2 separate regions of the Homo sapiens genome follow, and region 2 is linked to region 1. The links are chromatin contacts, found by Hi-C in ENCODE. All regions are on one chromosome and are shown on one strand. The core of a region is the stretch at or near the end of the contact, and the rest is flanking DNA. Distances in the headings are between cores, read along the strand shown. Region 1 holds the start of SNX13 (sorting nexin 13). Region 2 holds the start of CDCA7L (cell division cycle associated 7 like).

Evidence for each region. Hi-C counts contacts between places; a loop is a spot of excess contacts on that map. Pooled maps may share reads with other maps.
Region 2: a loop to region 1 is called in a pooled map, with 17 times the contacts of the local background. The contact joins the promoter of CDCA7L here to the promoter of SNX13 in region 1. A Hi-C loop is called at or near these places in 1 of 37 single-sample maps with no recorded cell type and 8 of 50 pooled maps.

The regions. Positions count from the first base shown.
Region 1 is chr7:17,938,604-17,942,134 of GRCh38, reverse strand. SNX13 (sorting nexin 13) reads left to right here and starts at 1,641. Exons shown (of 26, transcript NM_015132.5): 1 at 1,641-1,851. The coding sequence starts at 1,840.
Region 2 is chr7:21,944,112-21,947,613 of GRCh38, reverse strand. It overlaps CDCA7L (cell division cycle associated 7 like), which reads left to right and starts at 1,715. Exons shown (of 10, transcript NM_018719.5): 1 at 1,715-1,833. The coding sequence starts at 1,810. RefSeq lists enhancers at 1,117-1,366, 1,051-1,761, 1,757-1,906 and a silencer at 2,047-2,096.

The sequences.
Region 1 (3,531 bases), core at 392-2,891:
CTGAATACTCAAGCCAGACAACTACATTGCTGTTTTAATTTACTAGCTGGTATCTTAAATATTAATGAACCTCCTTCTCTGTTTTCTTATTTACAGGTTGGAACACTATCTTTTTCCAGGTTCCTTGTTGTCTCTAGTATCTCTTGGTATCCTTTGATACCTCAGTCCAGGTAGGATTTCCATGCTCATTTTCTATTTGTGGCTTCATCTGTCAATACCAGTAACACATTTTATTGTATTGCAGAGGTCAGAATTTTGCTGGTCCAGCAATGTGGAAATGATGTACAAAATGCAGATTAAAACAACAAGAAAAACTACTTTGCTTCAATTAGTTGAATTGAGCAAAATCAGTTTTTCTTGAATTTTTTGCATGACTGCTTAAATGAACCGTTTTGTTTCCTTGACACGATAGAGATAATACAAGGTTTGCAATGCCCTTATTGTTTTGAGACTGTAAGAGTAATACATTAAGTAAATTTCATTTAGCACAACAGTACTATTGTTAAATGGAGGGAAAAGATTCTGGTAAAAGGGAAGAAACTCCTGGCTTTAGTTTTCTAAAATGCTTTTGTACCTCTTGTAAGAATGACATGGAGGTGTTTTTAATGTCAAGTCTGAAAATTTGCTTTTCAATTTACTTGGAAACTGGTTTCTAATACAAAACAGGGTAGCACACTTTCCCAGCATGTTCAGGTAAACTACTTTCATCACAATTCAGGTAGAAGTGACTGCCTTTAATTCCGTACATCGCAAACCATCTAGTGGTAGATCTAGAATGGCGTCAGTCTCAGGGACTTCTATGCACATTGAGTTCCAGAGTTCAATTCCATTTAAGTTGGGACTATTTACAATGACATTTGCTGAAATTTGCTCACCTTGATATACAAGCATATTGTATTAAGCAGCTAGTAAACCTGTGGAGATAGCAGGTAAAACGTAAAGCCTGTTTTACGTTTTTTTAGAGGTGCATTACTTGTAGCATAACTAAACCTTCATTGTTAGGCAGGTGCTGGCCAATTACATCAGCAAGTCCTAACTCCGCTAGGATCGGGGTAAAGCCGATAAGCCGCATCATATCTACAACCTGTCTCGGACCCCTGTAAAGAACTCACTGAGGATTGGTAGGGACAAAGGGAAGTTTCTGTCAAAGTTTAGGAGAAAAGGGCCGCGCAGGGAGCTGTTTCAAATAACACTTAAATCCCAGGAGAAGAAAGCCGAACCCCAACTCTTCGGTCGCCGCGGGGCCAGGGAGACGCGAGAGGGAAGTTTTTCTAAAGGAAATCTGCCGCCTTGTCCCCAAGACCAGCGAGGTCCGCAGCGCCATCAGTCAAGTGTCGGCCTCTGGCATTTTCTCCTCTCCCCAGGGCGGGCCAACGCTAGTGGGCGGTGGATGATGCGCCGGCCCCAAGGGCGCGCACGTCCATTCCCGGAAGGCTCGGGCGCTGGGGCCCCTCTGCACTCCCAGCGGTCCCAAGTTGGCCCAGGCGCCCGGTCCCGGGGTCCTACAAGTCAGCGCCAAGCCGACTGCCGACAGCCTACCTCCGCTTCTCCGCGCGCCGGCGCTATGGAGACGGTCACGAGACGCCAGCAGCCCCTGCGCCCGCCAATGGGAACGCACGTTGCAGCGAGACGCGGACGTCGCTCTTCCAAGATGGCGGCGCGTCCGTCGCGAGCGACCGGGCCGAGGGGAGGCCAGCGAAGCCGAGTAAAACCGCCGCCCGGGAGAAGACTGAAGGAGCAGTTGCCGCCGTTGGCGGCGGCCCGAGCAGTTTTCGCTGCTGCTACGGCTGTTGCCATGAGGCGAGGCTAGGGAGGACCTCACTTCCCCGGGGTGTAATAATGTTAACTGAGGTAAGCGGCGACGGTGGCCAGTGTTTACCTGTGAAATGGGGAAGGGGCCGGCGCCAGCCCGTCAGAGAACATCATCTGTACGGAAGGTGGGCCTGACCCTTCGCCGTGGGCTCCAGGGCCCGAGGAGCAGCGGGGATCCTACAAGTGCCCTCAGAGTAGGAGCTGTGCTGACTCAACAGAGTCCCACCACCTCCGGCTGCCAGTGCCTCGCCTTTCGCAGTTGCCACTTGCCACTCGCCCCTGGCACTGGTCTCCCTCCTGCTGTCACTCCCTTCTAACTCATCGCTCCCTTCTTCGTGTCCCCTTACACGCTACTCTGTGGCAGCGTTGGCCTTTCCACGTTACTGCTGGTTCTTGTGATCCTATGGTTTGCCCTAGGTCTCCTTTCTCTGGTCCCTGGGCTCCAGGGCCCTCCGCCTCCGAGCTCGGTCAGCACCCTGGGGTTGTTGCTCGGCCCGACCGGTTTGTTTCCCACCCTCTACTTTGACTGCTTCATGAAGTGGACTTTTTTATCTCAAGCTGCACATGTATGGCTCAGTTGGGTCATCCCCCTCCCCCACATCCATCACCTTTTCGGTTAAATCGTGGTCATCACAAAGTTCAGTTTAGCATCTGCCACCTTGATTTGCGTGTGGCCCCCTTGTTACTCCCTATGGAATAGTTTTTTTCTTTGGACCTGAAATGGAAGTAGGGCAACTATGACGAACCAATCAATTTCCCTTTTCTAGTGCCTAATGGGCATTGCAAAAAGCCGACTTTTTGAAGAAGTAGAGTTTGCCTTTACTAGCAACACTTTAAGGGGAAGAACTAAATCGGTGCAACTAGGTACTTGACCCAGGTTAGCCCAGTTATGTGTTGTAGTATCTGCAGGTGTAGGTGTCACTGAACATAAAATACTGAACCTTGTGATTTGATGAAATACCTTTTTCGAAGCCTTTCACTTTAAGTACTGTGAGGATCCTGACGTGAGGAACTGACCGGATTGGGCATTTTTATGGGCTGAACTGAATAGGAAACAGTTTTAGTGGGCAATGGGAAGTATTCCTACATGGGCCAAAAAGGAAATACAAACATTTGTAGGTGAGTGGCTTTTATTTTGTGAAAAGTGATGGTAAAGCACGTACTTGCCTGAAATTTCAGGTCCTTGGAACGTGACTAACTTTGAGGAACTTTATACTTTGCTGTTTGTACTTAATCTAAGCACAGAGCCTGGCATATGATAAATACTTACTGGTTGATTGTAACTTCTACAGTACGTATTTTTAGTTGTTTGAAGTTCATTTTATATTTCTAAATTCTACAGATTTTTCATTCTTGGAGTTAATTGAGATTATGGTTATAGCATAAGTTTGTGTTGTGATTAGCAGTAATAGATTAGAAAAAAGAGTTATAAGTAGCAGAAGTTTCATTTTTACCTTAAGTGTGATATTTTAGTGGGAACAGTTAGCCTTATAATAAGTGTTTAGTGTTGTCTCTAATGTGTAATATTATATGATATGATCTTTTCCTTAAACTTAGCTTATGTTAACATGTTTCAGAGTTTTAATACTTTCAAATGAACTACTTGTGTGTCTGCCAGTAAAATGATTTGGAAAGATGGAGCTTTCTCAGCTTCTGTATTTTAATGCAATTTTGCGTTTTAGGGAAATATTTTAAACAGTAAATCAATGATAATATTAA
Region 2 (3,502 bases), core at 466-2,965, 4.0 Mb before region 1:
AGGGAAAAAATACAGAAAAATGGAAAGAATGTTGGATCTGGAGGCATAAGGAATGGTTTTCAGTTTGGCAGTCTGCTGCTGTCACTTAGTGGCAGGGTGGCAGGGATCTCTTAATGTATTTTCTTAGATTCTGTTTCCTTATTTTAAAAATGTGGACAATAAGGATCTGGAAGGATATTGAGAGGATTCAAGGAGATACTGCATGTGAAGGAAAACTCTAAAGCATAATAAAAATGAAGTGGCCATAATGAATAAATAACATTATCCAATAAAAACAAAACATTTTAAGTCACACAATGTTGTATTGGTTTTACTACCACCAGGAAGTGAGAACACTGAGGGCTGGAACATGAAAGCACATAACACATGTTGTTTGCTGAACTAACCAAAGGAAGGAAGGAAACCTTTTCCATGTTTTCTCTTCAAGCTTGAGTAAATGTTTGGCAAATTTCATTCACTCGTTCAATAAAGAAAAGATGAACGTCAGATCCTAAGCAGCTGAGAGGGGCTGCAGAAGGTCCTATGCGTACAGGATGCTCTACTGTAAACCTATGACCACGGTTCTAAATAGGTGTGCAACACTGTCCAGCAAACCTGCTGTGATTTCAGGACAACTTCATTTACCATTCTCCCCACTCTCTACTTCAACTCTCCCACAATTTCCACAAACTTAATTCCTCACTCTTCATATCTGAACTCTAAGAAGTATTCCCTGACCTCTATCAGATTGTCTTCCTATTTCACACCACCATTAATACCACTTGCCTTTTTTCTCATGGCATCATCGCTCCAAATTTACATTTATTTGCATCATCATTACATTTGTCATTGATAGTGGTATCAAATTAATATTAATTATAAATCTAATTTATAAAATTTACATCGTTATTACACTTATTTGCATCATTATTGTATTTATTTAGAATAATGCAATTAGGTTGGTAACTGGCTCTCAGGCTGTAAACTCCAACAGAGCAGGGGCCTGTTTTTGTTCACCCTTCTGTTCCTAGGACTAGCCCAGTGCCTGATGCTTAGTAGATGCCGGGGTCAATTCTGTTAAATTAGTCAGCATTCCTGACCTCTACAAACTCTTTGTCTGGTGGGTGTGGAGGCCTACTGTGTAATGGCCGTCTAAAGTTTCAGGCGGGTTTGCATCTGTCCACCTGGGCCTTGGTAAAGAAACCTGGGTTGCCTGTTCTGCAAAGTGAACCCTGTAGCAAATGTTTTGGGAGACAGAATCTTCCCAAAGAGAACCCTGCCCCGTTACAACAACAAAACAAAACAAGCCCCAAAGCCGCCCTACAATATTTGCCTGGATCAGAGACAGGGGTTGCAGCAGAAGCTCGCGCCCCAGGGCATGACCTGGAATAAACCCTGCCAAGTATCCAGCGCGCGTGCCAGCTGGAGGCTGCGCCGGGACAGCCCCCTCATTTCTCCCGCGCTAAACCCCGCCGGACGGCTCCACTCCCTCCCTCTGCTGCAGGGGGGAGCCCGGCGCCCTAACACTGGTAATTGCTCTTGCCGCGCCCAACTGCAGCCCCCTCTCGCGCCGCCTGCGAAGACAAGGTCAGTGGCCGCGAAGTTGGAACGTGATCGGAGCCACGAGGCCCAGTGAGGCGGCACCGAGGGGGCAGCGCAACGCGCTCCCCCTGTCCAGGGCGTCAAGTGCGCCCCTCCCGGGGCCCGCCTGTGCTCCGGGCGGAGCGCGCTAGCTGCTCGGGCGCGGGGCGTTCTTGGTGCGCCGGGCCGTGGTGAGTCCGGGCTCCCGTGGCCGCGTGCTGGGAGGAGACTGGAGCCCGGTTAGGAAGAATGGAGTTGGCGACTCGCTACCAGGTGAGGGTCCGGCCGCCCGCCGCCGTCCGGACGCACCCACAGTTTGACTTCCCTTTGCCACCCGGTCCTGCTGGCCTTGGGCTGGAAACGTGGCCCTTGGCTGCGGCACTGGGGATCTGGCGCGCCCAGCCGGTTGAGTGCCGGAGTGGGCGCGCCCTGCAGGTGTGCGCAGTGGGTCACGTTTGTGCTACGCGGACCACAGAGGCCGGTCGCCCCAGCACACAACCGCGCTCAGCCTGGCGCTCTGCTCAGTCTCGGGTGGCCGCCGGGGGTGCAGGCGGGGAGCTAGCGGGGCGCAGCGCCTGCGTTTGCAGCCCTCGTGAGACGGGGGAGGGGCTTTTTTTGTGCACTCCCCACACTTTCTCCGGGAATTGGCACAGAGATCAGGAAGCTTAAGAAAGTTGTAATTTTTTTTTTTTAACAGTCGATCGCCAGACCAGTCCAACTTGGATAATGGAGTTTAAAAATAATAACTTTAGTGTTTATTCTAGAACTTTTGTAAACGTTTTCAAGGAATTAGTAACCATTTGGGGGAAATGGTAACGTCATTGGGCCGAGTTAAACAAGCTGCAAGATCCCAAATCATATGCACAGCACGACCCCAATTACGCGTTAAGGGCCTAACTCGTCTTTAAAACTCATTAGCAAACACTTGAGTAAGTTCCCCCAAACGTTTCAGTGAGTAGTGGGAATGTGAACGTGACTTCAGTTTTCTCTTTTTACTTCTTAAAAGAGCTTTTCTCTACGTTATCGTAATGGAGATACATGTTTACTTAGAAGTAAGCAATAAAAACATTTTTCATAAGAACTAAAAATACAACCTTTAAAAAGGGAAACAAGCAGCCACGCCTCTGCTTGTGGGAGCACGGAGATGCTTTGTGCGAGGATTGTTTTTTTTTTTTTTTCCACTTGTTTTATTGAGAGTCGCGAGACTCACTGCTTCCACCTTGCTTCCGACTGGTGTTTACTTTCCTCCACCTGCGTGCCTGGCCCGGGAGAAGGGGAGGCGGGGCCGCCAGCGTTGGAAGGCGCAGAGTGCCCGGCGCCCGAGCCCAAACCGCTGTCACCTGCCCGAGTCTGGCGGCAAAGACTGAGCCACTAACGGTAGCTTTGGCCTTTTAGTAATTTCTGAAGCCTTCCTGAAAATGGTCGCTTGAGAAAAATCTGTTGTTGATGTTTCTGAGAATATTTTTAAAATGCCTCCTGTGAGATAAACTATTAAAAGCAAGGGAAACAGTAAAGCCTACGGAATGAGACAGGGTTCGATTTTTTATTTTTTGCCACTGGCTTTTACCGTGTATTAGCATCCTTTTTTTTTTTTTTTTTTTTTTGGAGACGGAGTTTCGCTCTTGTCCGGGGTGGAGTGTAATGGCGCGACCTCGGCTCACTGCAACCTTCGCCTCCCGGGTTCAAGCAATTTTCCTGCCTCAGCGTCCCGAGTAGCTGGGATTACAGGCGCCCGCCACCACGCCTGTCTAATTTTTTGTATTTTTTTTTTTTTTTTAGTAGAGACAGGGTTTCACAATGTTGTCCAGTCTGGTCTTGAACTGCTGACCTCAGGTGATCCACCTGCCTCGGCCTCCCAAAGTGCTGGGATTACAGGCGTGAGCCACCACTTCCGGCTGGCGTCCTAACCTTCTAGGAGTTTCTGTTGCTACAGGACTAAAAA